Regions from separate parts of the Homo sapiens genome. Here region 1 is linked to region 2. A link is an interaction called in ENCODE POLR2A ChIA-PET data of the cell type or tissue named here. Cell type or tissue: HepG2. All regions are shown on one strand. Each heading gives the region's core, and the rest is flanking DNA. Links, peaks and the distances in the headings are about the cores only.

Region 1 (15,987 bases), core at 4,459-12,458, 84 kb after region 2:
TTTTGAGCTATATCCAACCTTTGTCTCTTCAGACAAAAACATATAATTGTATTTTATTGGCCAGGCCTGTTGGCTTATGCCTATAATCCCAGCACTTTGGGAGGCCAAAGTGGGAGGATCACTTGAGCTCAGGAATTTGAGAGTAGCCTGGACAACATAGTGAGACCCTGTCTCTACTTAAAAAAAAAAAAAAAAGAAAAAAATCTGGGCATGGTGGCTTGTGCCTGTAGTCCCAGTTACTTGGGAGGCTGAGGCAGGAGGATCACTTGAGCCCGGGAGGTTGAGGCTGCAGTGAGCTATGGTCACGCCAAGGCACTCCAGCCTGACAGACAGAGTGAGATCCTGTCTCCAACAAAACAAAGAAACCAAAACAGTAAGTCTTACTGTACCATCCCGTGCTACCCTCCTTCCCTCCCCAGAGGCAACTACTGTTATCAGTTTTTTTCTTTTCTTTTTTTTTTTTTTTTTTTGAGCCGGAGTCTCATTCTGTCACCCAGGCTGGAGTGCAGTGGCATGGTCATAGCTCATTGTAACCTCAAACTCCTGGGCTCAAGTAAATTTCCCACCTCAGCCTCTGGAGTATCTGGGACTACAGGCAAGAACCACCACACATGGCTGATTTTTAATCTTTTGTAGAGATGAGGGTCTCGATATGTTGCCCAGCCTGGTCTCGAGCTCCTGGGCTCAAGCAATCTTCCCACTTTGGCTTCCCAAAGTACTGGGATTACAGGAGTGAGCCACTGTGCCTGGCTGCCTCAATAGCACTTTAATGTCAGTATGATTTTCCACGATTTGAATGCCTACAATTTATTGAATCAATTCCCTTTTTGAAGAACCTGGGTTTTTTCCAGTGCTTAGTCTTTTTTTTTTTTTTCTCTCACTGCAACCTCCGCCTCCCGGGTTCAAGTGATTCTCCTGCCTCAGCCTCCCAAGTAGCTGGGATTACAGACATGCACCACCACACCCAGCCAATTTTGTATTTTTAGTAGAGATGGGGTTTCACCATGTTGGTCAAGCAGGTCTCGAATTCCTGATTTCAGGTGATCCACCCGCCTCAGCCTCCCAAAGTGTTGGGATTACAGGCATGAGCCACAGTGCCTGGCCAATGCTTAGTCTTACAAGCAATGTTGCGAGGAAATCCTTAATCTGTACACCTGTGAGAAATTGTATGGGCAGGTCTTTAAGATGAACTTCTCCAAGTGGAGTTACTGGGTCAAAGGTCATGTGCTTGTTTCAGGTTTTTGAACCATATGTTGTGCCCACCAGCAAGGAGAGGGGTGGTCCAGGGATCTGGCAGCAGGCCTGGTACTGTGAGGTCTTTTGTTTCTTACGCTACTCCAGAGGCTATTCATCAGCAAAGCAATGTTAACCATTCCCAGGACCTCCCTGTGGGGTGGCAGGAAGTGGGGCGGCTTCTCAGGGCAAAGAACAACATGTCTTTATTAAAATGCTGTGCACCAAGAACGCTTTATGAGTACAGACCTTGGCCTTGCTATTGGGCAACTCCCTGCAGGCTGGAGTGGGGCTATGTCTCTGGGAGAAGATGAGCAGGACTCCAGGGTGTGCCCGGGCTACTTGAACATCGCCCCAGTTCCTCTCACTCAGTTATGCAATTAATACTACTGTGGAGTGGGCAAGAGCTGGATTCAAATCCTTTCTTTTTTTTTTGAGAGTCGTGCTCTGTCGCCCAGGCTGGAGTGCAGTGACACCATCTTGGCTCACTGCAACCTCCGTCTCCCAGGTTCAAGTAATTCTCCTGCCTCAGCCTCCCGAGTAGCTGGGACTACAGGGCTGCACCACTATGCCTGGCTAATTTTTTGTATTTTTAGTAGAGATGGGGTTTTGCTATGTTGGCACGGCTGGTCTCGAACTCCTGGCTTCGAGTGATCTGCTCACCTCAGCCTTCCAAAGAGTTGGGATTACAGGCGTGAGTCATGGCGCCCGGCCTCAAATTCCCTTTCTGCTACTTCCTGGGTGTGTGGCATTGGGCAAGTTTAGAACTTCTCTGACTTTGGTTTGCCCCTCCGTAAAATGGAGCTAATAGTACCTCTCTTATGAGGTTGTCCTGATACTTTTTATTTTTTGAGACAGGGTCTTGTTCTATCGCCCAGGCTAGAGTGCAGTGGCCCAATCATAGCTCACTGCCAGCCTCAAACTCCTGGGATCAAGTGATCCTGCCTCAGCCTCCCAAGTGGCTGGGACTACAGACACGGGCCACCATGCCTGGCTAATTTTTAAATTTTTGTAATGATGAAGTCTTGCTATGTTGACCCAGGCTAGTCCTGGCTTCAAGCAATCCTCCTGCCTCCGCTTCCCAAAGCGCTGGGATTACAGACAAACCACTGAACCCGGCCTTGTCTTGATACTTAAATGAGGTAGTACACATAAAGTGCTCGGAATACATTTGGTAGCTGAAAGTGCTCTACAGCTATTACCTATCACCAGGGACCTTCGGTGGGCGAGATCACAGTCCCTCAGACTGGTTGGGGAAATGGACAGGTAAAGAGACAATTACAATTCTGTGTGCTGGGTGTATTCATACAGATGCTAAGAAAACTCTAGGGGAGGAATACTAAATCCAGAAGGCTTCCTGGGGAAAAAAATGACATTTTGGCAGGAACTAAGCTGCTTGTAGGCTAAGGCAGAGGCAAAGTCGTTGAGAGACTAGAGACCAGCCATTAACTCCCTTTGCTGGGAATGTGGTGATGGAATTCACAGAAGGTTTTCAGTCCTGGATTTCAATTCCGATTTCTCAGCACCTGCCTGGGTCTCAGGTCCTGTGCTTGGTGCTGGGGTGAGGGTAGAGGCTGAACATAATTAGGCAAAGGTGCTCAGTGAGCTCAAGATCTAACTGGGGGGCTGGGTGCGGTGGCTCACGCCTATAATCCCACCACTTTGGGAGGCCAGGGTGGGCAGATCACCTGACGTCAGGAGTTCGAGACCAGCCTGGCCAACATAATGAAACCCCGTCTCTACTAAAAATATAAAAATTAGCTGGGCATGGTAGCGTGTACCTGTAATCCCAGCTACTTGGGAGGCTGAGGCAGGAGGATTGCTTGAACCCAGGGGGCGGAGGTTGCAGTGAGCTGAGATCGAGCCACCGCACTCCAGCCTGGGTGACAGAGCGAAACTCTGTCTCCAAAATAATAATAATAATAATAATAATAATAAATAGAATAAAAATTGATCAGATTTGGGCAGGGATGGGGTGAGAAGAAAAGGCACACCAGGTAGGGGAAACAGCACAAGCAAAGGTAAAGCAGCAGGAAGGCCTATATTCCAGGAAGGGTGCATTGCCCAGTGTGGCTGTGTGGTCTGTACCTGGGGAGCGGGACAGTGGGCAGGAGCCAGGGCTATAAGGTCAACCTAGGCTGGGATTTGAAGGGCGTCCAATGACATGCTGCTTGGCCCTTGTCCAGTAGGTCATGGGAACAGAACGGAAGTGTTTAAGCAGAGAAGGGATGTGATGGGATCTGCGTTCCGGAAAGGTCACTCTGGCATAGCTGGAGGAGGAGTCCTTGGGAAGCAGGGAGCACAGCTGGGAGGCTCCTGCAATCATCTCAACAAGAAATCTGGGGGTTTGGCCTAGGTCAGGGGAGGTGGGCACCGAGAGGAGGGGTGGAGGGTTTGTAAGCAGACTCTGAAACACTTGAAATCAACACCTTGACACTATTCCCTGGCAGCTCCAGGGTCGGGATGTCTAAAATCCCTGGAAAAATAAACTTGCTCCCGCCTCAGCCAGCAGGAAGAAGAGCAACCCGATATGCTTGTTGATTAGGATTAGGGAACTTTTTCCCCCTTTATTGAGGGTCAACTGAATTATTAGTGGGGCAAAAGAGACAGGGGGAGACATATAAAAGTGAAGCGACTTAATTTTATTGTTTTTCCTTGACGGAAACAATGTATGAGATAGATCAACATTTAAAATGTTTTTCAAGGGTCATAAAGAGTAGTCAACCAAAAACAATCTTGACTTCATTTCCATAGAGACACAGAGAGTGGGGAGAGGAGGGACAGAAGGGCGGGGAGATCACAGGAGGAGGGGAGACAGATCAGAAAGGGAGGATGCTGCACTGGCTGCGAGGGGGCTGCTTAAGAACCTTGGAATTGACCAGGCACGGTAGCTCATGCCTTTAATCCCAGCACTTTGGGAGGCTGAGGCGGGTGGATCACCTGAGGTCAGGAGTTCGAGACCAGCCTGGCCAACATGGTGAAACCCCAACTCTACTAAAAATACAAAAATTAGCTGGGCATGGTGGCACAGGCCTGTAATCCCAGCTACTTGGGAGGCTGAGGCAGGAGAATTGCTTGAACCCGGGAGGCGGAGGTTGCAGTGAGCCAAGATCGAGCCACTGCACTCCAGCCTGGGTGACAGAGGGAGTCGCCATCTCAAAAAAAAAAAGGAACCTGGGAATTGAGAGGTCCTGAGTTCAAATTTCAGCCAAGTTCTCCCACCGTTCTCCCATATCTGTCAAATGGGGATTATAACATCTTCACCATCTGCACAATGTTATGGTATTGGATTTTCATCTTAGAAAGATCAGATCACTCTGGCCACCTGATTGGAGCCAGATAAGAGAAAATGTACCCATAGACTACCCGCTCTTAGAATGCTTTTAAGACAAGGTTATTATAATTATTATGACCATTATTATTATTGTTGCTATTATCGTAGCTTTATTATTATTTTCTTTTGAAATTCTGCTTGGCCACTGTTTACTCCCAGCTCCAGCTGCTCTTGTTGAAACCTCTCTGGGCCGGGTGTGATGGCTCACGCCTGTAATCCCAGGATTTAGGAGGTCAAGGTGGGAGGATTGCTTGAGCCCAGGAGTTGGAAACCAGCCTGGATAACATGGAGAAACCCCATCTCTATAAAAAGTACAAAAATTAGCCAGGCATAGTCACATGCACCTGTAGTGCCAGCTACTCGGGAGGCCGAATGGGAGGATTGCTCGAGCCTGGGGGGTTGAGGCTGCAGTGAGCTGGGATTGTGCCACTGCACGTCAGCCTGGGTGACATCGCGAGAGTCTGTCTCAAAAAAAAAAAAAAAAAAGAAAACAAAAAAACCCAAGAAACAAACAAAACACAAGGAACATCTCTGGACTCCTAGCTTCCTAGGATCATGCAGGGTGGAGGGTGCACTCTCAAAACTTCCATCTTAGGGCTGTCCTGGGAGCACTGGCTGCTCCTCCATCCCTGGGCTGCACCCAGAGTAGACAGGGCTGCCTTGTTCCTCTTATCCTCCCACTCCACTGTCCGATACTGAAAGGTGACACAAGCAGGGTTCCTCTGCTCCTCTCTGTGAGTCAGTGCCCATGCCCTCGCCCTCGTGCCCCCTACTCAGGCCTCACCCCTCAGCTTTTACTTCTCTTCCTGGGAAACCACCCCAGTGGGGAGGCAAAGAAGATGAAATAAAGGATGTAAGTTCCCACGGGACCACCACTTCCCCTTTCCCTTCCTCTCCAGCTGCTGGCCACTTCCCCGTCCCCTCTCCAGTGGGAAGCAGAACAGAGGCTGTGGGAAACCGGCACCATACCGTCCCTGGCATGGGCGCAGCCAGCCCTGCGTGCAGCCAGCCCTGTGTGCAGTTCCTCACCTGTGTAACCTTGGGTAGCCCTGCTGCACCTGAACTTCCTCACTCACAGGTCCCCCAGCCGCCTCCAAGTGTTCAAAATGCCCAGAACTCTGCACTGCCCTCCTCACACCTGCTCTTTCTCTTTCTTTCTTCTTTCCTTTTCTTTCTTTTTCTTTCTTTTTTTCTCTTTCTCCCTCTCTCTCTCTCTGCTGGAGTTTCACTTTTGTTGCCCAGGCTGGAGTGCAATGCCGCAACCCAGCTCACGGCAACCTCCGCCTTCTGGGTTCAAGCGATTCTCCTGCCTCAGCCTCCCGAGTAGCTGGGATTACAGGCATGCGTCACCATGCCCGGCTAGTTTTGTATTTTTAGTAGGGACAGGGTTTCTCCATGTTGGTCAGGCTGGTCTCAAACTCCCGACCTCAGTGGATCCGTCCACCTTGGCCTCCCAAAGTGCTGGGATTACAGGCATGAGCCACCTCGCCTTCTCTCCTCCCCTCCCCTCCCCTCCCCTCCCCTTTCCTCCCGTCCCCTCCCCCCTCCCCCCTCCTTCCCCTCCCCTCCCCTCTCCTCCCCTCCCCTCCCTTCTCTCCTTCCCTCTCTCCTTTCTTCCTTTCTTCTTTTCTTCTTTCTCTCTCTCTCTCCCTTTTTCTCTTTCTCTCCTTTTTTCTTCTGAGACAGAATCTCGCTCTGTCGCCCAGGCTGGAGTGCAGTCACTCAATCTCGGCTCACTGCAACCTCTGCCTCCTGGGTTCAAACGATTACTCCTGCCCCGGCCTCCTGAGTAGCTGGAATTACAGGCGCCCGCCACCACACTCGGCTAATTTTTGTATTTTTAGTAGAGACGGGGTTTTGCCATGTTGGCCAGGCTGGTCTCAAGCGATCCGCCTGCCTCGGCCTTCCAAAGTGCTGGGATTACAGGCGTGAGCCACCGCGCCCAGCCATAGTTTTTCAATCTAAGCTCTATTGACTTTTCAGAGGGAGGATCATGTGCTGTGGGGGCTGTCCTGTGCATTGTAGGGGGTTTAGCAACATCTCTGGCCTCTACTCATTAGATGCCAGTAGCACCCCCACTCCAGTGGTAACAACCACAAATGACTCCAGACATTGCCAAATATCCCCTGAGATGGCATAACTACCCCTGGTTGAGAACCACTCGGTTAGGGTGACCAGCTGGGATGGCGAGGCATCCTCAGACTAGCAAATGGGAAGCCAGGGCAGCCCTTAGTCCTAACAGGGCAAGTGCAGAAACTGCCTTTCAGACCCCAGGGAGTGTTGGAGCCATGGAAGAGGGTCCACATGACAGGAGCTGTGGCCATAGAGGGTGCAGAGCGCAGCCAGTGCCAAACCCAGCCCGGCAGGGAGGGAGCAGGCGGAGGGATACTGCCACTTCCCCTCCTTCCCGCCCCATCTCCTGTGGGTTCCTTCCCCCAATGTAACCAACCTAATCCAGAACACAGGGCAGCTAGGGCTGCCTCCTGGTTGCAGAGCAGCGGGAAGAAGGGAAGAGAGTGGATCTGGGGGAAACGGGGAATTAACCAGCGCAGAGGCCATTGTGGCCATCCCAGTTGGGGTGCTGGTGGCTGGGACAAAGGTGGTGGTGGAGAATGGACAGAAGTGGTTGAATTCCAGGATATCTGGGAGGACTCCATGGATGATCAGCATGGGCAGTCAATAAAAGGAAGGAGTTGAGGACAAGGTGTTTAGGTTTCTGGTTTGGGCAGCTGGGCTGATGATGGTGCCGTCTTTAGAAATGAAGGAGACAGAAAAAGGAGGCCAGGCGCGGTGGCTCACGCCTGTAATCCCAGCACTTTGGAAGGCCGAGGTGAGTGGGTCGCTTGAAACCAGCCTAGCCAATATGGCGAAACCTTGTCTCCACTAAAAATACAAAAATTAGCCGGGCGTGGTGGAGGGCGCCTACAATCCCAGCACCTTGGGAGGCTTAGGTAGTAGAATCGCTTGAACCTGGGAGGCAGAGGTTGCAGTAAGCCGAGATTGTGCCACTGTACTCCAGCCTGGGTGACGGAGGGAGACCCTGCAACCCTGCTCACCCCACTGTAGACTGCACCTCCATGAACCCTTCTCCGGTCACCTTTTGAGCTTGCCTCTCTTGCTTGCCAGCACTCTAATTGACAAGAGTGCTTCTGCGCCGGGTGCAGGGGCTCGTGCCTGTAATCCCAACACTTTGGGAGGCCCAGGAGGGAGGATGGCTTGAAGCCAGATCGAGACCAGCCTGGGCAACACAGTGAGACCCCTTCCTTACCAAAAACAAAAAATCAGCTGGGGGTGGTGGTACACACCTGTAGTCCCAGCTATTCAGCAGGCTGAGGTGGGAGGATTGCTTGAATCCAGGAGGTCAAGGCTGCAGTGAACTGTGATTATACCACTGCACTCAGCCTAGTAGATGGAGTGAGACCTTGTCCCAGAAAAACAACAAATAGGCTGGGTGCAGTGGCTCACACCTGTACTCCCAGCACTTTGGGAGGCTGAGGTGGGCAGATCACCTGAGTTCAGGAGTTTGAGACCAGTCTGGTCAACATAGTGAAACCCAGTACCTAATTAAAAAATACAAAAATCTGCCAGCATGGTAGCTCACACCTGTAATCCCAGCACTTTGGGAGGCCGAGGTGGGTGGATCACCTGAGGTCAGGAGATTGAGATCAGCCTAACCAACATGGTAAAACCCCGTCTCTACTAAAATACAAAAATTAGCCAGGTGTGGTGGCAGGTGCCTGTAATCCCAGCTACTCAGGAGGCTGAGGCAGGAGAATCGCCTGAACCCGGGAGGTGGAGGTTTCAGTGAGCTGAGATCATGCCGCTGTACTCCAGCCTGGGCGACAGAGCGAGACTCGGTCTCAAAAAAAAGAAAAAAAAAAAGAAAAAGAAAGAAAGAAAAGAAAAGAAAGAAAGACAGAAAAGATAAAGCATTGGGGGGTGCAGGGCTGCAATTCTAAGGAGGATGCAGTCCCCTTCAGGGCTGGCATCTCTGACAGGCTGACATGTGGGTGATGCCTGAAGGACGTGAGGGAGCCGAGAGAAATCTAGGGGAATGGCATGCCAGGCAGAGGGCACAGCAAGTGCAGAGGCTCTGAGGAAACGTGGTTTGATTTGGAGTGAAACTTCAGCGTTTTACCTGGCACATGGTAACTGCTTAATTTGTTCAAGTCCTACTAATTATCTTTTTTTTTTTTTTGAGATGGAATTTTGCTCGTCACCCAGGCTGGACTGCAGTGGTGGGATCTCGACTTGCTGCAACCTCCACCTCCCAGGTTCAAGGATTCTCCTGCTTCAGCCTCCGGAGTAGCTAGGGTTACAGGCGCCCTCTACCATGCCCCACTATCTTTTGTATTTTTAGTAGACATGGGTTTTCACCTTGTTGGCCAGGCTGGTTTTGAACTCCTGGCCTCAAGTGACCGGCCCGCCTCGGCCTCCCAAACTGCTGAGATTACAGTCTTGAGTCACTGCGCCCAGTCTATCATTCTTGTAATTAGTGGGCATCGTCTTCCTGGAGTGCCTGGGTCGTCAGGTTCCTGGAGGACACACAGAGGTCTCAGCGCCCTGCCCTGTCAGCTGTGGGCTGGCCGTGGTTTACCGGATGGACAACAGTGGGGACAGAAGTTGGAACGGAGCCCAGGCATTCCTGACCCGCCCCGCCCCTCTCAGATTCCTCCCCGGCCCGCCACACCCCTGCCGCTTGCTGGGCAGTGGGTACAGGGAATGCAGGGGTGGCTTCCCACCCCACCTCTAACTTGGAGAGGGCCTAATACCAAGCGAGGACAAGGCTGGCAGTGACCACCTGGCGATCCCCAACTGCACTGCAGGCTCAGCGCTAAACACTGAGTGCTTTTCCACCATCGCCTCCTAGGGGTCTCCTTTCAGCCCACTGAGAGGCCAGGGTGGTGAGTCACTCCCACATCTGCAGCCTTTAGGGGCTGCTGTCTTAGCCACCGCCCTACCAGACTACAGGGCGCTCTCAGACAGGCTCCCCGGTTCCCCGAGAGAGGAATCTCCTAGCTCCCGCCTGCCAGCTCTGCAGCTGCCCACAGGCCCCGACAGGCCCTGCCGCATCCTCAGGGACTGAGGATACAGCAGAGGAGGAACCAGGTTCTGCCAGCCCCGGGATGGAGCTGAGTCAGGCCTTTTTCAGGGCTCCTGGGACTGGGCCTTGCCCTGAACTCAGCCTCCAGCCCAGGCGTGAAGGAGGACACCCAGGACTGGGCGCCTTGGCCCCCCGCTCCTTACCTGTCCAACCTCATCTCTGCACACACTCTCGACCCATCTCAACCCGTCCCTCTGCTCCAGCCACACTGGCCTCCCTGCTAAACCCTGCTGAAACCTGCTAAACCCTTAGCCCTTGCCATTCCTTTTATGTAGACAGGACACTGCATACTTGCTCCCTGATAGCCTCCAGTCTTTGTCCAAATGCCACCTTCCCAGCAGTGCCTTCCCTGGCTCCTAGAACTGAGCCCTACCCCCAGGCCCTTCCTCCCTAGGCCCCATCCCAGCTCCATTTTCCTCCATGCTTCACTTTTACTAGACCACGTATTTTACTGATTTGTCTTGTTTATGGACTGTTTCTCATTGAAAACTCCCTTAGACTGGGCAGCAAGGGCCTCTACCCTGCCCTTCTGCCCCTCCTCATAGAGCTAAGGAAATGTGACTACTGGCCGGGCACAGTGGCTCACGCCTGTAATCCCAGAACTTTGTGAGGCTGAGGCAGGCGGATCATTTGAGGTCAAGAGTTCGAGACCAGCCTGACCAACATGGCGAAATCCTATCTCTACCAAAAAATACAAAGATTAGCTGGGTGTGGTGTTGTGCACCTGTAGTCCCAGCTACTCAGGAGGCTGAGGCACGAGAATCGCTTGAACCTGGGAGGCGGAGATTGCTGTGAGCCAAGATTACACCACTGCACTCCAGCCTAGGCAACAGAGTGAGACTCTGTCTCAAAAAAAAAAAAAAAAAAAAAAAAAAGGAAATGTGACTACTAGAACCAGCATCTTTGTCCCTCAGGCCTTCCCCAGTTCTGTCCCCAGGCAGCCAGCACAGCCCAGGTGTGTACTCCAAGGCCCATGGGGTGGTCAATGGAATGCTGTGCTGGGGGACAGTGGAGGGAGCTGGGACACATGGGTTGGGGTGCCACACAAGGAGCCTGGTGGTGCTGGATGGTGCTTGGGCTGGGTAGAGCAGGGCACTGGCCGCTGCTCCTGGGCTGGGACTCACCCTCCCCACGGAGGCACACTCTAGCCCAGTATTCTAGGTGTCTGTGAATTCAGATTTAAATCTGGCTCTCCCAATCACTGTGAGGATACACCTGTCCAAGTAGAAAGATAGAGTATCTTTTACTTAGGAGTTTGTGATGTCGATCTTGACACATTTGGTATGTGGGCCCTACACATATATCTACCTGCAGCCCCCATGTTAGTGCTGGGCTCTTTTTTTTTTTTTTTTTTTGAGACGGAGTCTTGCTCTGTTCCCCAGGCTGGAGTGCAGTGGCATGATCTCGGCTCACTGCAAGCTCTGCCTCCCAGGTTCATGCCATTCTCCTGCCTCAGCCTCCCGAGTAGCTGGGACTACAGGCACGTGCCACCACGCCGCGCTAATGTTTTGTATTTTTAGTAGAGATGGGGTTTCACCGTGTTGGCCAGAATGGTCTCGATCTCTTGACCTCGTGATCCACCTGCCTTGGCCTCCCAAAGTGCTGGGATTACAGGCGTGAGCCACCGCGCCCGGCTCACTGGGCTTTTTTACTGTTTTCTGCATTGCTATAACCCTAGCACCAAGAACAGTGTCTTGGGGCTGGGCACGGCGGCTCACGCCTGTAATCCCAGCAGTTTGGGAGGCCGAGGCAGGTGGATCACCTGAGGTCAGGAATTCAAGACCAACCTGGCCAACATAGTGAAACTCCGTCTCTACTAAAAATACAAAAGTTAGCCAGGCATGGTGGCATGCGCCTGTAATCCCAGCTACTCGGGAGGCTGAGGCAGGAGGATCACTTGAACTCGGGAGGTGGAGGTTTGCAGTGAGCCAAGATCGCGTCACTGCACTCCAGCCTGGGGGATAGAGCGAGACTGTATCTCCAAAAAAAAACCAGTGTCTTGCACAGAACAGGTGCTCAATGAAGTTGTTAAACGAATGAATAAAAAAGCCTTAGATGATGCCACATACTCAAGGGGACCCCAGAAGTGGCTGGGAATGCTGTGGCTTTTGTGCTTCAGGGCTACAGAGTCTCAGAGTCAGTGAGGCCAACTCCACCTTGCAGGAAGCCATAAGCATTACCTGAAGGGCACCTTCTACGGCCTGCCTGCCCCACGGCCCCATCTGCAACTGGAGTTTATATCCTTAATTGTAAAAAGAGCCCACCTGGCAATCAAGGAGATCTAGACCCCAAAACTGTCTCTGCTGCTTCCTGATCGTATGTGGCCATTAACCTCTCTCTCATTTTTTCGTTTTTTTTGAGGCAGGGTCTTGTTCTGTCACCCAGGCTGGAGTGCAGTGGTGTAATCACGGCTCACTGCAGCCTTGACCTCCTAGGCTCAAGGGATCCTCCTCCTCAGCCTCCCGAGTAGCTGGGACCACAGGTGTGTGTCACCACACTCAGATGAATCAAAAAAAATTGTTTTTTAATAGAGATGGGGTCTCACTATGTTGCCCAGGCTGGTCTGGAACTCCTGGGCTCAAATGATTTTTCCCACCTTGGCCTTCCAAAGTGCTGGGATTACAGGTGTGAGCCATCACGCCTGGCTGCAATTTCCTTTAAATAAAAGGGAACCATCGAAACTCTCCCCAGGGTTGTGAGGCGGGAGAACATGTAACTGACTCCATATTGACTGTCTTCATCAGTGTCCAAGGCCGTTCCGGCCACCCAGCTGACTCCCTGTGTGGCATGTGGCAGCCAGTGCCACTGTTCCCTTCCTCTCTCCCTCCCTCCCTGCAGACCTGGCGCTTGGGCTGGGAGTTCTATGCGCTGTGGTGGTGGTTTGAGTGAATGGTGCCCTCTGCTGGGCGTGGGGAAAGAGCCTTCAGGGAAATCATACCTGACACAGGCACTCCCTGCAGGTTGGGGAATCTCAGGGAATTCCTCCTGCTGGGAAGTGCAGTTTCCACCAAGGGAGCGCTAGCAGGCCTTGTGAGTCCCTACACTACCACAACAGTAGTGACAACACACAGTATCCTGTGCGCCAGGCACCCTTCCAAGCCCTTACAGATATTAACCCTTTTTTTTTTTTTTTGAGACGAAGTCTCGCTCTGTGGCCCAGGCGGGAGTGCAGTGGCGCAATCTCGGCTCACTGCAAGCTCTGCCTCCCGGGTTCACGCCATTCTCCTGCCTCAGCCTCCTGAGTAGCTGGGACTACAGGCGCCCGCCACCACGCCCGGCTAATTTTTTTGTATTTTTAGTAGAGACGGGGTTTCACCGTGTTAGCCAGGATGGTCTCGATCTCCTGACCTCGTGATCCGCCCGCCTCGGCCTCCCAAATTGCTGGGATTACAAGCGTGAGCCACCGCGCCCGGCCAATATTAACTCTTTTACTCGCCCATTTTATTATTTATTAATTATGATTATTATTATTTGAGACGGAGTCTCGCTCTGTTGCCTAGGCTGGAGTGCAGTGGCACGATCTCGGCTCACTGCAACCTCTGCCTCCCAGGTTCAAGAGATTCTCCTGCCTCAGCCTCCCAAGTAGCTGGGATTACAGGCACGCACCACCATGCCCAGCTAATTTTTAAATTTTTAGTAGAGATGGGGTTTCGCCATGTTGGGCAGGGTGGTCTCAAACTCCTGACCTCAGGTGTTCCACCCGCCTCGGCCTCCCAAAGTGCTGGGATTACAGGTGTGAGCCACCATGCCCAGCCTACTCCCCCATTTTAGATGAGAAAACGGAGACAGAGAGGTTATGTGGTTTGTCCAGGGCCTCATGCCTAGAAGTGCCGGGATTTGAACTTGTACTCTGCTGGGGGGATTGTTTTAACGGGAGGCCAGAAGGTGGGTTCTGCCTTTAGCCTGGAGGGAGTCGTTCCCTGGAGCTCTCCAGCAAGCTTCGAACTGGACACACAGGGTGTGGGCTGTAAAAGGGGCTTCCCAGGGTGACTGCTCCCACACTTTCAATGGCAGGCCCATCGCCTCAGGGCCCTTTCCTGAGTGGCCACCCCCCAGCAGTCCCCGGGCTGGGTCTTCTCCCTGAGTCCCTTTGTGGGCCCGGAAGTGAGTGAGTGAGGTCCATGCCTAGAAATGGGGGGCCGGGAATTCGGGGCCCCAGCTCCTCACCAACTGTCTAGGAATGAGAGCATGCCACCCTCCTCAGGCCTCTCTAGGGACTGGGAAAGCGCACTGTGGGGACAGGGCCTATCTGTAGCCCCTTTAGTCCCTTTGGGAAGAAAAAAAGATCGTTGGGTCAGTGACGAGGGAAAAGGCATGGTATGAAGTGAGGCCTGGCCGCTGGCCCATCTCTGTCCCCACTGGAGGGGCCATAGGGAGTGCCATCTTTTGAGCCTCTTTTTCCATCTGTAAAATGTCAGGGAGGGATTGGGGCACTTTTCAAAATGCTCTGGATTTGGGGGTTCATAAGAATACAAGCTGGGAGGATGAGGCTAGAGAGAAGGCTCTCTGGGTACCCCTGACCCCTTCTTCCAGTAAGCCTCCACTTTTTTTTTTTGAGATGGAGTCATGCTCTGTTGCCCAGGCTAGAGTGCAATGGCGTGATCTCGGCTCACTGAAACCTCTGCTTCCTGGGCTCAAGCGATTCTCCTCCCTCAGCCTCCCGAGTAGCTGGGATAACAGGCATGCCCCACCACACCCGGCTAATTTTTATATTTTTAGTAGAGACGGGGTTTCACCATGTTGGCCAGGCTGGTCTCAAACTCCTGACCTCAGGTGATCCTCCTGCCTTGGCTTCCCAAAGAGCTGGGATTACAGGTGTGAGCCACACCTGGCCAAAGCTCCACTTTTCTTTTCTGTTGGACTTGGATTCTGGGACTTTGCCTTTTAAAAGTCTGGGAGAAAAGATCACTTAATAGAATGAGTGCCAGGGGTGCTTTCAAGGGCCAGTCATCCAAGAGTGAACCCCACATTCAAGGAAGCCCTGATCTCAACCGGGACCACGATCCCCATCTCCTGCCCCCGACCCCACCGTAGAATGCAGGACTGGCTTTGAAGCATCTGCACAAGTGGATGCTGCAAGTTGTTTGACATTGTTAAGGGCAAAAAATTAGAATGACCAATATCTATGGATTGTGGTGACATTAAATAACACATCCAAACTGGATGTGTTGGGGACAGTAAGTCAATATGCCATGTTATGAAAAGGTATAATGCAAAGCATGTGTGTAGGCTGGGCACAGTGGCTCACGCCTATAATCCCAGCACTTTGGGAGGCCGAGGTGGGCAGATCACTCGTCGAGGTCAGAAGTTCGAGACCAGCCTGGCCAACATGGTGAAACCCCGTGTCTACCAAATATACCTATCTATAGATATATCTATAGATATATATATTTTTTAGATGGAGTTTCACTCTTGTTGCCCAGGCTGGAGTGCAATGGCACAATCTTGGTTCACTGCAACCTCCGCCTCCCGGGTTCAAGTGACTCTCCTGCCTCAGCCTCCCAAGTAGCGGGGACTACAGGCGTAGGCCACCACACCCAGCTAATTTTTGTATTTTTAGTAGAGACGAGATTTCACCATCTTGGCCAGGCTGGTCTCGAACTCCTGACCTCATAATCCGCCCGCCTCAGCCTCCCAAAGTGCTGGGATTGCAGGCGTGAGTCACCGCGCCCGGCCCAAAAATATTTTTTAACTAAAATACAAAAGAATAGCTGGGCATAGTGGCAGGCGCCTGTAATCCCAGCTACTTGGGAGGCTGAGGCAGGAGAATCACTTGAACTTGGGAGGTGGAGGTTGCAGTGAGCTGAGATCGTGCCACTGCACTCTAGCCCCGGGGGGAGAGTGAGACTCTGTCTCAAAAAAAAAAAAAAAAAAATTGTGTGTAATGCACAGGAGAAACAGATCCTGGAAGGAGGCACACCAAAGTGTTGAAACACAAAATTCAAAGGACCGATGGTCCTCATCATGGCCAGCACATCAGTTGTTTCTGGTTAGTGTCCACTCTGCGTGGTTAGCGCTGGTGTCTTACCAATGCAAATGTTTTTACTTATTACAGGCACTAAGGATCAGAGTCCTAAGCTTCTGTTTTGCAGATGAGAAGCAGGCCCAGAGTGAGAGAGTGACTTAATATTGTCCCCATCACAGAGCCCAGGCTCTGATTCTTTCTAAACCTCTCGGGGGCTGGTGACTGGTTCCATTGCCAGGGGACTCTACATCCATCCACCGAGGCCAGTTGAGGCTGGGAAAGGCTGTTTTTCCTCCAAATATCTCAGGGGAGGAAGGCCAGCCTAAACAGGGGCTGCTTGGTTTCATGATT
Region 2 (14,889 bases), core at 1,957-9,956:
ATGGGATGACATTTTCTAAGTTAAAAAGCAATGAAAGTAGAAGAGATGACTATTATTCCTGTGTATTTGGGTAGACAAGTGTTTGTTAACTGAACAGCTGAGCCATAAGATGATGAAAGAATCAAGAAGAAATGCCAAGTCCTTAAAGGATGGGCAGATACCATCCTTTTAAGTCTAAAATAGGAATTTCTTTTCAAACTAGCAAAACCAGATGCTCTTCAAAGAGTCCTCCCCCACCCCCAGCAGAAGTAATGGGGCAACTAGGTCATCTTTAGGGGCTTGTCATGTAAACAGGGAATGAAGGCTGCACTGAATTCCTTTCTCCAGCCTTCCCAAATTTAGACAGTGAAAGTTGAGACAAGCATGATTGGACTTGCCAAGGGTGGCGGCCTGAAAAAATGAAAATGGTTTTGCAAATAACTTGATCCAAGGCACTTAACCTGCTTTGGGGCACCTCATCTTAATGGTGGTTAAGCCCTACCCTTTGAGAAGTGACAGTATGACGAGGAGCCCCAACCTGAATTCCAGGTGCTCATAAGACTCATTATCTCCCCATGCAACCTGATCCCCTGGGCTGATTATAGGAAATTGTAGGAAAGATTGAAAGGTTCTTCAGCTCCAGAAAGGCTCTGGGAAGCTCACTGTCACGCTGGCAAGGGCTGGGTTGTCTCTGAGCCCAGCAAGTGGGAGGAAAGAAGAATGGCAAAATGTTGAAACTGGAGGATCAGAATACGGGGACTGGGTATATTTCAACATGCCCATAAAAAAAGCTAACAAAAATAAAGCTAACAAGGGTCTAAGTGTTCTTTAACCCAGTATGCCCACCTTTCATAAACTTATTTGGTGACTTGGTGTAAAAACCAAATCCCAACAAAAGAAGCTAAGACCCCACTCCCCACTACTGGCCATCTCCATGTGGGAAAGTCTTTTTTTTTTTTGAGACAGAGTGTCACTCTGTCACCCAGGCTGGAGTGCAATGGTGCAATCTGGGCTCACTGCAACCTCTGCCTCCCAGATTCAAGCAATTCTCCTGCTTCAGCCTCCCGAGTAGCGGGGATTACAGGTGCACACCACCACGCCCAGCTAATTTTTGTATTTTTAGTAGAGACAAGGTTTCACCATGTTGGCCAGGCTGGTCTCGAACTCCTGACCTCAAGTGATCTGCCCGCCTCTGCCTCCCAAACTGCTGGGATTATAGGTGTGAGCCACTGTGCCCAGCTGGGAAAGTCTTTTCATTACAATATCATCACCATCATCAAAAACTGCAGCCTCAACTAAGCTTCAATTAGCTTTTATGAACTATTTTATTCAGATTTTATTTAATTTTATTTGTGTGCTTTTTGAGACAGGTCTCTGTCACCTAGGGTGGAATGCAGTGGTGCAAACACTGCTCACTGCAGCCTTGGCTTTCGGGGCTCAAGCAATCCTCCTGCTTCAGCCTCCTGAGTAGCTGGGGCTACAGGTACATGCCACCATGCCTGGCTAATTTTATTTATTGTAGAGATGGGGTCTGACTACGTTGCCCAGGCTGCTCACAAACTCCTGGGCTCAAGCCATCTTCCCGCTTTGGCCTCCCAAAGTGCTGGGATTACAGAAGTGAATGACTGAGCCCAGCCTCATTTTAATTTTTTGAGAAAGGGTTTTACTCTGTCACCCAGGCTAAAGTGCAGTGGCACAAACGCTAGCTCACCGCAGCCTCAGCTTCCTGGGCTCAAACCATCCTCCCACCTCATCCTCCAGAGTAGCTGAGACTACAGGTGTACTCCACCGCAGCAAATTTTTAATTATTGTTTGTAGGGACAGGGTCTCGCTATGATGCCAAGCCTGGTCATGAACTTCTGACCTCAGGTGATCCACCTGCCTCAGCCTCCCAAAGTTCTGGGATTACAGGCATGAGCCATCATGCTTGGCCTATTTTATTAGTATTTTAAACATGTGTAGAATATTAATGTGCCATGCTCTATTTTAAGCATGTGCTGCCACACCCAGCTAATTTTTGTATTTTTTGTATTTCAGCAAAAAATGTAATTTTATGTTTACAGGACTAGATGGGGTTTTGCCACGTTGCCCAGGCTGGTCTTGAACTCCTGGCCTCAAGCGATCCACCAACCTCAGCCTCCCAAAGTGCTGGGATTACAGATACAAGTATTGTGCCTGGCCAGGAGGCAGTTTGAAAACAACAACAACATATTTTCCTTATATATCCTTGTATTACTTGGCCTGTTACAATTAGAATGAATTCTTTTTTTTTTCATGACAAAAACTAGTAAGAATGACTTTTAAAAAGTGTTTTTAATACTCTGTCATCCCTGCATGCTGCTATTAAACCTACGGTGCCCCACTTTCTAGCCTACTGGGCAAAAGTAGCTTTCAAGAGAGGACCCCAAGAGAGATGACTGATGTTCAAATACAAATGAAACCCAAGTTCATGAAAAGCTTTTGGTCCTGGGGCAGGCTCTGAGCATTCAGCAACATTCCTTGCTTGAAATTGCCATCATGCCACACGGAACAGTCCCACTTTGACGATCCCGTTTCTTCTCCCACGCCCGCCTGGTCCCATAACTGGAATGTGAGTGGGTAGAAACAAGACAGTCTCAAAAGCTTCTATATTATTTTCAGACGATGTTGGGATTTAAGGACAGGGCCAGCTATGGAAGGCAGCAAACCATAGTTGAGTTGTTTGGTAACCAGTGGGATAACCTAGTATCTTAGACGTAACTAGTTGGAAGCAGTGTTTTGCCCACCCTGCATACAAAGGGGCACATTATGGATTGCCTCCCTCTCATCAGAACACATTTCCCACAGCGAACACCAAAGAATACTGCATTTAGCAATTCTTTTTTTTTTGTTTTTAAAGACAGAGTCTCGCACTGTCACCCGGGCTGGAGTGCCATGGCAGGATCTCAACTCACTGCAACCTCCACCTCCCGGGTTCAAGCCATTCTCCTGCCCCAGCCTCCCGAGTAGCTGGGATTACAGGTGCCTGCCACCACGCCCGGCTAATCTTTTGTATTTTTAGTAGAGACGGGGTTTCACTATGTTGGCCAGGATAACCTCGAACTCCTGACCTTGTGATCCGCCTGCCTTGGCCGCCCAAAGTGCTGGGATTACAGGCATAAGCCACCGCACCCGGCCTGCATTTAGCTTTATTCAAAGACCATTTGAACTTGAGAGCTCAGCCTCAGTTACACATAAAAACTGGAGGACAAGATCAGAGAACTGGCTGGGCATGGTGGCTCATGCCTGTAATCCCAGCACTTTGGGAGGCCGAGCCAGGTGGATCACCTGAGGTCAGGAGTTCAAGACCAGCCTGGTCAACATGGTGAAACCCCGTCTCTACTGAAAATACAAAAAATTAGCCAGGCATGGTGGCGGGCACCTGTAATCCCAGCTACTCAGAAGGCCAGGACAGGAGAATTGCTCGAACACAGGAGGCAGAGGTTGCAGTGAGCAGAGATTGCACCATTGCGCTCCAGTGTAGGTGACAGAGCAAAAAAGACTCCATCTCAAAAACAAACAAACAAACAAAAAAATCAGAGAACTAGCCAGGCATGGTGGCTCATACCTGTAATCTCACCATTTTGCGAAGCCAAGGCAGGAGGATCACTTGAGCCCAGGAGTTTGAGACTAGCCTGGGCAACATAGTAAGACCCCATCTCTTAAAATAAAAATAAAAAAAAAGAAATCTAACTTGATGGATGAAAGGAATCCTGGGGAGACAGCCTCATTCAGCTAGTTAGGCATTTTTCTTTTTGCTGGTTAGGGACAGTGTTTCTAACTCCATCTCCACAGATACTGCTGCCTATAAGATCTCCTTCCAGGCTATTTTCTTAGATGACACTGGGGATTCTGGCATGTGTTCTTTTAATGAGTATTCATGAAATCAGTAACATTACAGGTTTATTGAGCATTCATACTCAGCAGAAAATGTTAATTTTATGTTTACAAATGCAAGACTAGCCTGAGCAACATAGTGAAACCTCATTTTCTACCAAAAAAAGAAAATCTAAAAAGTTAGCCCGGTTGGCCAGGTGCGGTGGCTCACGCCTGTAATCCCAGCACTATGGGAGGCCGAGACGGGTGGATCACAAGGTCAGGAGATCGAGACCATCCTGGCTAACACGGTGAAACCCCGTCTCTACTAAAAATACAAAAAAAAAAAAATAGCTGGGCATGGTGGTGGGCGCCTGTAGTCCCAGCTACTCGGGAGGCTGAGGCAGGAGAATGGTGTGAACCTGGGAGTCGGAGCTTGCAGTGAGCCAAGATCGTGCCACTGCACTCCAGCCTGGGCGACTGAGCGAGACTCCATCTCAAAAAAAAAAAAAAAAAAAGTTAGCCCGGCATGTTGGTGCACCTGTAGTCCTAGATATTAGAGAGGCTGAGGCAGAAGGGTTGCTTGAGCCCAGGAGTTGGAGGCTGCAGTGTGCTATGATTGTACCACCACACTCCACCCTAGGTGACAAAGTAAGACCCCATCTCTAAAATTATAGTAATAAAAATTAAAATAACAAATTTTTAAAAATAAAAATGCAAAGGAAAGAACAATTAGGCCTCCAGTTTGTCCACACTTAGGGCATGTTGAAAAGGACATTCAAGTTCCACCAGGAACACTGACTCTCACTTGATGATAAGTCTCTAATGTTGTGTGTCCATTTGCTACTAAGAGCTAATGGACACGGCCAGGTATGGTGGCTCATGCCTGTAACCCAACACTTCGGGAGGCAGAGGCAAGAGGACTGCTTGTGTCCAGGAGTTTGAGACCACCCTAGGCAATATAGCAAGACCGTGTCTCTATAAAAAACTCAAAAAGTCAAAAATTAGCTGGGAGCAGTGGTGTGTGCCTGTAGTCCCAGCTACTCGGGAGGCTGAGACAAGAGGTTTGCTTGAGCCCAGGAGGTCGAGGCTGCGGTGAGCTGTGATGGCACCACTGCAGTCAGCCTGGGCAACAGAGTGAGACCTTGTATCAAAAAACAAAAACAAAAACAAAACTATGGACAACAACAACAGTCTATGTCCTTATTAGATAGAGCAGTCCTGTGTGGTAGGGATTTTAGCATCCTCCCACTTTTTTTTTTTTTTTTTTTTTGAGACAGAGTCTTGCTCTGTTGCCCACACTGGAGTGCAATGGTGCAATCTCAGTTCACTGCAACTTCTGCCTCCCAGGTTCAAGGGATTCTGCTGCCTCAGCCTCCTGCCTCCCGGGTTCGAGGGATTCTCCTGCCTCAGCCTCCCAAGTAGTTGGGATTACAGGCATGCGCCACCATGCCCAGCTAATTTTGTATTTTTTCACTAGAGACGAGGTTTCACCTCTTGGTCAGGCTGGTCCTAAACTCCTGGCCTCAGGTGATCCATCCGCCTTGGCCTCCCCAAGTGCTGGGATTACAGGTATGAGCCACTGCGCCTGGCCAGCATCCCTTTCCTATAAATGGGGAAACAGAGAAGGAACTTAACCAAGTTCCATAGCTATGAAGTGACGGAAGCTGTAGTCTGATGCTACTTAGCCGCCAGGACTCACCAGGCAGCCTGTCTGTTAGTACTGATGAGCCATTCACAAGCCTGCTAGCTGAATGGATCTGAGAAGTTAGTTCTCACAAAAGAATAGGACAGTTGGAGAGTAACTTGAATGAGAATAACGGCAAAAGCATCATTATACACACTCCCTCTCTTCTTGGATGAAAATTGAGCCTTGGAAATCCAGTTCCAGGCCTCAGAGAAACCTAAGGATATTCCAACAGCCACACTATACTCCAGTTTCAAAAAGGTCTCGCTGTATGTTACCACTTTGCATAAGCTGAAATAAGTCAAAGTTCCTCTAAACTGCCAACGTCAACCACAACATTTTTCCAGGGAAGATAAGCAGGTTGGAGTATCACGTTGCACAAGCATGACTCTTAACGTGCCCACAACATCCATGCAATGTGCTCTCAGGGTGGCAGCTGCGGCTCCTGCACCCCTGTTGACAGGCGACCCCCATGGGTTCCCAGGGACTGGAAGTTTATTTGCATGAAGCTTATCAAGTTCCTTCTAACGTCCCCCAAACATATGTGCCCAGAACAAATTATGTATCGTCTCTGTCTTCACTGAGCTACACCCTGAAAACAGATGTCAACAACGAACGCTGCCTGGATGGGAAGCAGGGAGCAAAGTCCCCTTGGCTTCTGTCCCCATCAAAGCAGACGGGGGTGGAGAGAGAAAACAGTGACATTGAAGATTAAGGAAAAATTAGCCCAGGACCCTTTACCCTTTACTTTCTGAAGTGGGAGAAACAAGGCTAAAGGTGTAAGCCATCGCCCTTGACTTTTTCCCTTTGTTTAAGATTACTCAAGCGACTTGGTCACACTGGCAAAGGGTGTCTTTTTGCTTTCCCAACCATGGTTCTGCTTGGACAAATGCTGTTTCCTTCTCTGACGGCAAACGCCATGGGTGTTGATCAGAACCAGCCCGGGGGGAAGGGTCATGAATGGCGCTTCTGGAATTGATTAAAAGTCAGTGTCGCAGGGCGTACTGGCTCACGCCTATAATCCCAGCCCTTTGGGAGGTGGGTGGAACACTTGAGGTCAGGAGTTCAAGACCAGCCTGGTCCACATGGTGAAACTCTGTCTCTACCAAAAATACAAAAATTAGCCAGGCGTGGTGGCGCATGCCTGTAATCCCAGCTACTCGGGAGGCTGAGGCAGGAGAATTGCTTGAACCTGGGAGGCGGAGGTTGCAGTGAGTCAAGATTGCGCCACTGCCCTCCAGCCTGGGCGACAGAGCAAGACTCCATCTCAAAAAAAAAAAAAAAAGTCAGTGTTTAGGCCGGGTGTGGTGCCTCATGCCTGTAATCACAGCACTTTGGGAGGCTGAGGCAGATGGATCACCTGAGGTCAGGAGTTTGAGACCAGCCTGACCAACATGGTGAAACCCAATCTCTACAAAAATTCAAAATTTAAGCTGGGCATGGTGGTGGGCACCTGTAATCTCAGCCACTTGGGAGAGTAAGGCAGGAGAATTGCTTGAACCTGGGAGGTGGAGGTTGCAGTGAGCTGAGATCACGCCACTGCACTCCAGCCTGGGCAACAGAGAGAGACTCCATCTCAAAAAAATAAACAAACAAAATACATAGGCAGACGTCCCCACCTCCTTTGAGGGATTGCTTCAAGGATTCTTCCTCCAGTAAATCTTTAGCGAGCCCTTACTCTCTTTGTCAAGCATCATCCTAAGGCCTGAGAAATACAGCAATGGACAAAGCAAAGTCCCTGACCTCATGGGGCTTTCATTTCAATGTCAAAGAGATAATTAACAAGTAAATCAATAAGTAATCATGGTGGCTCATGCCTGTAATCCCAGCACTTTGGGAGGCCGAGGTGAGAGGATCACTTGGGCCCAGGAATTCAAGACTAGCCTGAGCAACATGGCAAGACCCCAACTCTACAAAAAATTAAAAATTAGCTGGGTGTGGTGGCGCGTGTCTATAGTCCCAGCTATTTAGGAGGCTGAGGCAGGAGGATCACCTGAGCACAGGAGGTCGAGGCTGCAGTGAGCTGTAACTGTGCCACTGCACTCCAGCCTGGGCGACAGATTGAGATGCTATCTCCAAAAAGAAAGAAAACGAAAAAAAGTATCAGGAATGAAAAGTGTAATAGAGAAATATAAGCAGGTAAGGAATTTCCAAGGGCTTTATGTGACAGGCAGGACAACTCACTAAATAAAGGACATTAGGGAATATTAGGGCATATTAGGGAATAAAGGGAAGTGAAAGAGACTGCCCCAGCTTGGAGCTGTGTGCTGAAGTAAGGGAGAGAGCAGGCGGCAGTGCGGGGGAACAGTTCCAAGGTCTACTCAAAGCCTGCACACCTACTGTGTGCATACCTCCTGCATGGGGGCAGCCTGTTCTAGTACTGAAGATCCAGCCACAATCACAACAGATAACCACTCCTGCCCACCCGGGGGCCAACATTCAAGTGGAATTAACATGATTTTAGCACAGGCCTATGAGAAAGGTTAGCTCTTGCTCCTGCGGGCCAGATTGCCTCATTGCCTCCCCATACCCCATACCCTTCTTGACAACAAGGCCAGAAGGGAACTTAGTTTTAAATCATTTTTCTTTCCAGGCCTCTCCCAGAGAGGACAGCAACAGCCAGTGTGCCCATTGATTAACAGCCTCACTCAGTTTCATCTCAATATTCCTGCCTGGATTGGTATCTGCTGCCTTGACTGGAGAAGCTGGGGTTGCTTCTCTGCTCAAGTCAAAACCAACTGCTTGGTTTCAATTTTCCAGAGTCAACACCAACTGGCAAGGAATCTCATCTCAATTTGTTTTCAAGAAGAGGGGAGAAAAACAACTCATCTCCATTCTAGCAAGGAGTTGGCAGCGACATTAGGCCTCCTGCAGAGGCGGAGGCTGGAGGGGGACTGCTTCCCCACCTGTCTTAGGGAGGGAAATGCGTTTGATTTTCTCAAAAAGAATAAGGAGAATGGGGAGGCCCTCTGGGTTCACAGCAAATTGGAGGGGCTTTCTTGTCCCAGCTGTGGCTGCATGCGTAACAACACAGCCTGTCTGCCGAAACAGAGGCCGTAACTGATCATTTTCATGGACTGCAACCCAGGAAACATTCCTGTGGTCAGGTTGGGCAACTCTAGGAACTGTTTGCTTACTGATTAAAAAGAAAATCATCACATTTTCTTCCTCCTTTTTCTTTCTGTTGGATTCCCCGAGGTTAGGGAGACCCCATGTACTGAATTCCAAAGCTACTAAATCCCTCCTCCTCTCTCTCCCTGATGCCCCGTGCAGGAAAGGGCAGCTGACAGGCCTGAGATGTGGGAGAACAAGTCCTGGGCCCTCACAGACATTGGTAAGGCTTACATTCCGACTGGTGAAATAAAGCATGCACCAAAATGCCTCCTAACATCATTTCCATTCAGGGTCTAATGTGCTGCACAGAGACTTTCCTGGGTTTTTTGTTTTTGTTTTTGTTTTTGAGATGGAGTTTTGCTCTTGTTGCCCAGGCTGGAGTGCAATGGTGTGATCTTGGCTCACGGCAACCTCTGCCTCCCGGGTTCAAGTGATTCTCCTGCCTCAGCCTCCCGAGTAGATGGGATTACAGGCATGCGCCACCATGCCCGGTTAATTTTGTAGTTTTAGAGATGGGGTTTCTCCATGTTGGTCGGGCAGGTCTCGAACTCCCAACATCATGTGATCCGCCCGCCTCAGCCTCCCAAAGTGCTGGGATTACAGGCATGAGCCACCGGGCCCAGCCTCCTGGGGCACTTTTTAAAAATACTCAGCCAGGGCCCCTGCCTCAGACTAACTGAATCCAGATGTCCAGGGCTGGGGCAGTAGCAACTAAGGAGTGAGGGATTTCTTCTGGAGGTGATGAAAATGTTATGAAATTGATTGTGGTGACGCTTGCTTAAGTCTGTGACTATAAGGGAAACTGTTAAATTCTACACTTTAAATGGTGTAATATATGCTATGTGGATTATGTTTCGATAAAGCTGTTACAAAAAAAAAAAAAAGATGAGCCAATCGCACAAAGTATTCACAAGCCCATCCTTGCAGAGAGACCACTGCTAACACCTGATATGTGTCCTTCAGATCCTGGTCTATATCCCTTTCCTAATTCATTTACTCCCTTGTCCTGCATCCCTTTACATCCTGTTCTCCAAAATTAGGTTCTGGACATTATTCTATTTTTAAACACCTGGCCAGGTGCGGTGGCTCACACCTATAATCCCAGCACTTTGGGGAGGCTGAAGTGGGCGGATCACTTGAGTCCAAGTCCCGTCAAGACCAGCCTGGGCAACATGGGGAGAGCCCATCTCTACAAAAAATACAAAAAAAAATTAGCTGGGCATGGTGGCATGCACCTGTAGTCCCCATTATTTGGGAGGGCTGAGGTAGGAGGATCACTTGAGCTGGGGACGTCAAGGCTGCAGAGAATCATGTTCGGGCCACTGCACTCCAGCTTGGGTGACACAGTGAGAACGGATCTTCCTGTCCAACTTTCTTTTATTTATTCATTCATTTTTTGAGACAGAGTCTTGCTCTGTCACCCAGGCTGGAGTGCAGTGGCATGACCTCAGATTACCGCAACCTCCGCCTCCTGCGTTCAAGTGACTCTCCTGCCTCAGCCTCCCAAGCAGCTGGGATTACAGGTGCCCGCCACCATACCCAGCTAATTTTTGTTTTTTGTTTTTTTTAGGAGAGATGGGGTTTCTCCATGTTGGTCAGGCTGGTCTTGAACTCCTGATCTTGTGATCCACCCGTCTCGGCCTCCAAAAGTGTTGAGATTACAGGCGTGAGCCACCATGCCCAGCCCCAACTTTCTTCTTATTTCACATTTACCCATTTAAAAAAATGTGTAAATGTGGCTTATATACAGTCAACCCAAAAAGTAATTAGGATGGGTAAAATATGGTATAGCTACTCAGCAATAAAAAGGATCAAACATCACAAAACGCAGTAGCATAGATGAACCTTAAAAGCATTACACCGAGTGAAAGAAGCTGTTCACCAAAGTACACAGTTCATATGAAAAATCTAGAAAACTAGAGACAAAAAGCAGATCAAGGGTTGTCTGGAGCTGAGTTAGGCTTGACTACCAATAGGCCCAAGGGAACTTGGGAGGTGGTGGAAGTATTCTAAAACTGGATTGTGATGACAGCTCAACAGCTGTGTACGTTTATAAAAATTATCTAACTGTACACTTACAGTGGGTAAATTGTGTGGTATGTAAATTAAATCTCAATGAACCAGTAAGAAATATATAGCTATTAGGGTCTCTTGAGGAATACCCCATCAGTCAAAGTCCTATGGTTCAAAAATGAAAGAATCCAGGCACCCAAAAATGCCAAGGTTATGAAAAAGTGCAGAGAAGAGAAGCCATAAACAATTCTTAATTAACAGTAGGCTGGGTGCGGTGGCTCACACCTGTAATCCCAGCACTTTGGGAGGCCAAGGAGGGCGAATCACTTGAGGTCAGGAGTTTAAGACAGGCCTGGCCAACATGGTGAAACCTCGTCTCTACTAAAAATACAAAAAATTAGCGGGGCGTGGTGGCACATGCCTATAATCCCAGCTATTCAGGAGGCTGAGGCAGGAGAATTGCTTGAACCCAGGAGGCGGAGGTTGCGGTGAGCCAAGATCATGCCATTGTACTCCAGCCTGGGCAACAAGAGTGAAACTGTCTCAAAAAAAAAAAAAAAAAAATTAGCCGGGCGTGGTGGTGGGTGTCTATAATCCCAGCTACTTGGGAGGCTGAAGTGGGAGAACTGCTTGAACCCAGGAGGCAGAGGTTGCAGTGAGCTGAGATTGCACCATTGCACTCCAGCCTGGATGATAAAGCAAGACTCTATCTCCAAAAAACAAAACAAAACAAAACAATAGTTATAGGCTGGGCATGGTGGTTCACACCTGTAATCCCAGCACTTTGGGAGGCTGAGGTGGGAGGATCACTTGAGGCCAGGAGTTTGAGACCAGCCTGGGCAACATAGTAGGATCCCATCTCTATTTAAAAAAAAAAAAAATCAACAACTAAAAACTGAAAACAAAAAATCTTTTTGAGAGTAAATATTCACTATGACAGTCATTACGTGTGGGCACTGTGAACTTTACATTGACTCCTATGTTGCTGTGAGGCAGGTAGGGGTTTTTAACCCCCTTAATGCTGATGAGCAACTGAGGCGAAAGGCTTAAGTCATTTGCTCAAGGTCAGGGCCTTGTCAAGGTCACAGAGCAGGTCAGCCTCTGAAGGAACATTCGCCCCAGAACCAGCCAGCACCAAAGCTTCTGTTCTTCAGCACTAGGCTTGCGGAGGGAGAGAAATTCCAGGGGTAGTTAACAGCAATGTGGGATGGGTAAAAGTAACCACAGATTTATTCTCTATAAAAAACACAACCCAGATATAAACACGCATCAATCTAGGGCCACATTTTCCAAGCACTGGCTGACACCAAAATGTGCTGAATCTGGCTGCAAAAACACAGGAAAGCCGTTGTGGAATTCAGAACCTTTGAATCATTCAATAACTCAAGAACAAGATCTGGAAACCTTCTACAAAGAATGAATGTGAGGCTTGCACTACTTTCAAATGTGGGCTGTGCTGGAAAGGCTCGGACCCTCTGCCTCTGACCTTTGGAACAAAACTCAAACAGCCCAAGAGAACAGCTGGGAGCCAACACTGCGAAGTGAGGCATTTCCCACAGTCTCCAGGTCACATGTGCTTGCAGATGACTGTACAACAAGTGCTCACTTGTCCAATAGAGCTCACAAGAGGATGCCTTTTCTCTTTTAATGGATGCTAGCATCATTTTTCATTATCAAGAACAAATAAGCATTGATGGGAAAGGCAGCTGCTTCCAAGAGCATTTGCTGAATCTACTCTGGCTGCCTGGAAAGGTAACTGCTCAGACTATATGTGTGCCTTGGCTCAGGCTCCTGAGAAATGAAGCCTACAACCCATGCTGCATCCTCCTGAATACCAAAAAAAAAAAAAAAAAAAGAAAAAAAAAAAAAGAAAGCAGAAAGATCTCAGACTGGGGGGCTCACTTCAAGAATTCCAAGTAGGGTCAGGTGCAGGCTCAACCCTGTAATCCCCGCACTTTGGGAGGCCAAGGCATGTGGATCGCCAGAGATCAGGGGTTCGAGACCAGCCTGACCATCATGGTGAAACCCTGTCTCTACTAAAAATACAAAAACAAGCCAGGCATGGTGGCGGGCACCTGTAATCCCAGCTACTTGGGAGGCTGAGGCAGGAGAATCGCTTGAACCCAGGATGAAGAGGTTGCAGTGAGCCAATATCGCATCACTGCACTCCGGCCTGGGCGACAGAGCAAGACTCTGTCTCAAATTTGAAAAAAAAAGAATTCCAAGTAGGCAAAAATAATAAGAAAAGAAAAGAGCATGAAGAAGAGTGACCCACAGGTGCCAGAATCTGACTCTGGCATACACTGGAGAACAGCCACAGGTCACTCACAAGATGCTGTGGTACTGTTGCTACCACCACAAGGAGATGGGGCACCTGTTCCAGCAGTGGTTCTCCAGCCTTTTATTTTCCTGGTTGCTGCTCTTGCAGAAATGCTCCATGGGCCATTTACCTGGACTGTTCCCATTTTCCGATGTGAAACTGGAAAGCTTGCACACAAAAATGACGTATGTAAAAGGTTATTCACTAAGGCATTGTTTGTGCTAGCAAAACATGGGCGACAGCCCAAATAGCCATCAATAGAGGATTAGTTTAAATCAATTATAGAATTTCCTTACAATGAAATACTATGAACCTATTAAAAAAAAAAAAGCTCTTTATGCTCTGCAGGGGAATGATCGTCAAGACACATTATTGTTTGCTGATAAAAGCAAGTGCAAAGCAGTGCTATCTTTTGTGTAACTAAAAAGAAGGGGATAAGAAATAAGTTTATCCCTGTAATCCCAGCATTTTGGGAGGCTGAGGTGGGAGGATCACTTAAACCCAGGAGTTTGAGTCTGCAGTGAGCCACGACTGCACAACAGCACTCCAGCCTGAGCCACAGAACAAGACTCTGTCTTGGTCAGGCATAGTGGCTCACGCCTATAATCCCAGCACTTTGGGAAGCTGAGGTGGGTGGATCGCTTGAGGTCAGGAGTTGGAGACCAGCCTGGCCAACATGGTAAAACCGTGTCTCTACTAAAAATACAAAACTTAGCTGGGCATGGTAGTGCATGCCTGTAGTCTCAGCTTCTTGGGAGGCTGAGGGAGGAGAATCGCTTGATTCTGGGAGGCAGAGGTTGCAGTGAGCCGAGATCGCGCCACTGTACTCCAGCCTGGGCAACAGAGCAAGACTCCATCTCAAAGAAAAAAAGAACAAGACTCTGTCTCAAAGAATATATGTTCATATTTGTTTATAGTTACATATAGAACTTTAAAAGACACTAACAAGTGAGATTTTAGGTATGGGGGAGGCACCTTATTAGAACAAAGGGAGACAGGGTGGGAGTAGAACTTTTCATTGTATACTTTTTAGATTATTTTTTTTTCAATGGTGTCCATGTGAACATATAACCTATTCATAAAGTTAAAAATAATCCCTTCTTGCAATCACAGTGCAAAAGGCATGAGGGTGAAAGTCATCTGCTAAAATGACCGAACAGGAGGGTAGGAGGGGCCTGCTCCCGCCTCACCCTCCTGAGAAACTGGGATTAGAGACAGGAAACACTGGACCTAGGAACTTATAAGCTGTTAAAAAAAAAAAAAGAATGGAACTGGAGATTAGTATTCTAAGTGAAGTAACTCAGGAATGGAAAACCAAATATTGTATGTTCTCACTCATAAGTGGGAGCTAAGCTATGAGGATCCAAAGGCATAAAAAGATACAATGGACTTTGGGGACTTTGGGGGAAAGGGTGGGAAGGGGGTGAGGGATAAAAGACTACACAGTGTACACAGGTACAGTGTACACTGCTCCAATCATGGGTGCACCAAAATCTCAGAAATCACCACTAAAGAACTTGTTCACATAACCAACACCATGCAGGATGCAGGAGACCAGAGGGAGGGGTCCATGTGGGCGGTGGAAAGGAGGATGACCCACACATGATGGGAGAGGGAAGGGGGTGCTGCCGGCGGATGCTGGTCAGCTGGTCTAGCAAAAAAAAAATGCTGGATGTCAGTTGACCAGAGTCAGATGACCAGATTCTCTCTGGAGAATGTCAGGCAAGACCCCTGCATTTTTTCTGGGTTCGTTTTATCATCTGTAATGCACAGAGGCGGAACTGTACCAGCAAAGATGTGGGGCTCCAAGGCCTTGGACATCATGGCAAGTAGGAATCAGTATGGCTTTTTAAGAGAACATTCTGATCATGTTTATAGATTTTACATGCATAAATCCTTTCTTTCAGCAAAGCCCATTTTTAGGACTTCATCTCACAGAGGG

The links. Peaks named below come from ENCODE experiments on the same cell type or tissue, not always from the same donor. Only the 100,000 strongest peaks of a DNase experiment are listed, where the experiment ranks them.
Region 1: POLR2A ChIA-PET joins it to region 2 with 18 read pairs; 9 of 35 experiments call an interaction of 5 or more read pairs at or near these places.

What each region holds. Positions count from the first base shown.
Region 1 is chr16:68,701,104-68,717,090 of GRCh38, reverse strand. It overlaps a transcript of CDH3 not described here. Among named protein-coding and RNA genes, the nearest start is that of CDH1, 28 kb to the left of the region's middle. RefSeq lists cis regulatory regions at 1,937-1,938, 2,771, 9,225, enhancers at 1,866-2,010, 5,222-5,721, 5,722-6,223, 9,153-9,297, 9,502-10,059 and 2 more and silencers at 5,262-5,311, 5,342-5,391, 5,462-5,631, 9,371-9,665, 12,451-12,745. In HepG2, for the core only: a CTCF peak has its summit at 9,410; a DNase peak (open chromatin) is centred at 9,300; H3K27me3 peaks cover 1,900 bases.
Region 2 is chr16:68,784,128-68,799,016 of GRCh38, reverse strand. All of the region lies in intron 2 of CDH1 (cadherin 1), which reads right to left. Among named protein-coding and RNA genes, the nearest start is that of TANGO6, 52 kb to the left of the region's middle. RefSeq lists enhancers at 2,811-3,311, 3,312-3,812, 4,829-5,329, 6,739-6,883, 7,018-7,587 and 3 more and cis regulatory regions at 6,811, 12,202, 14,198-14,210, 14,675. In HepG2, for the core only: no CTCF peak of the experiment used is centred there; DNase peaks (open chromatin) are centred at 5,846, 6,236 and 8,626; H3K4me3 peaks cover 927 bases.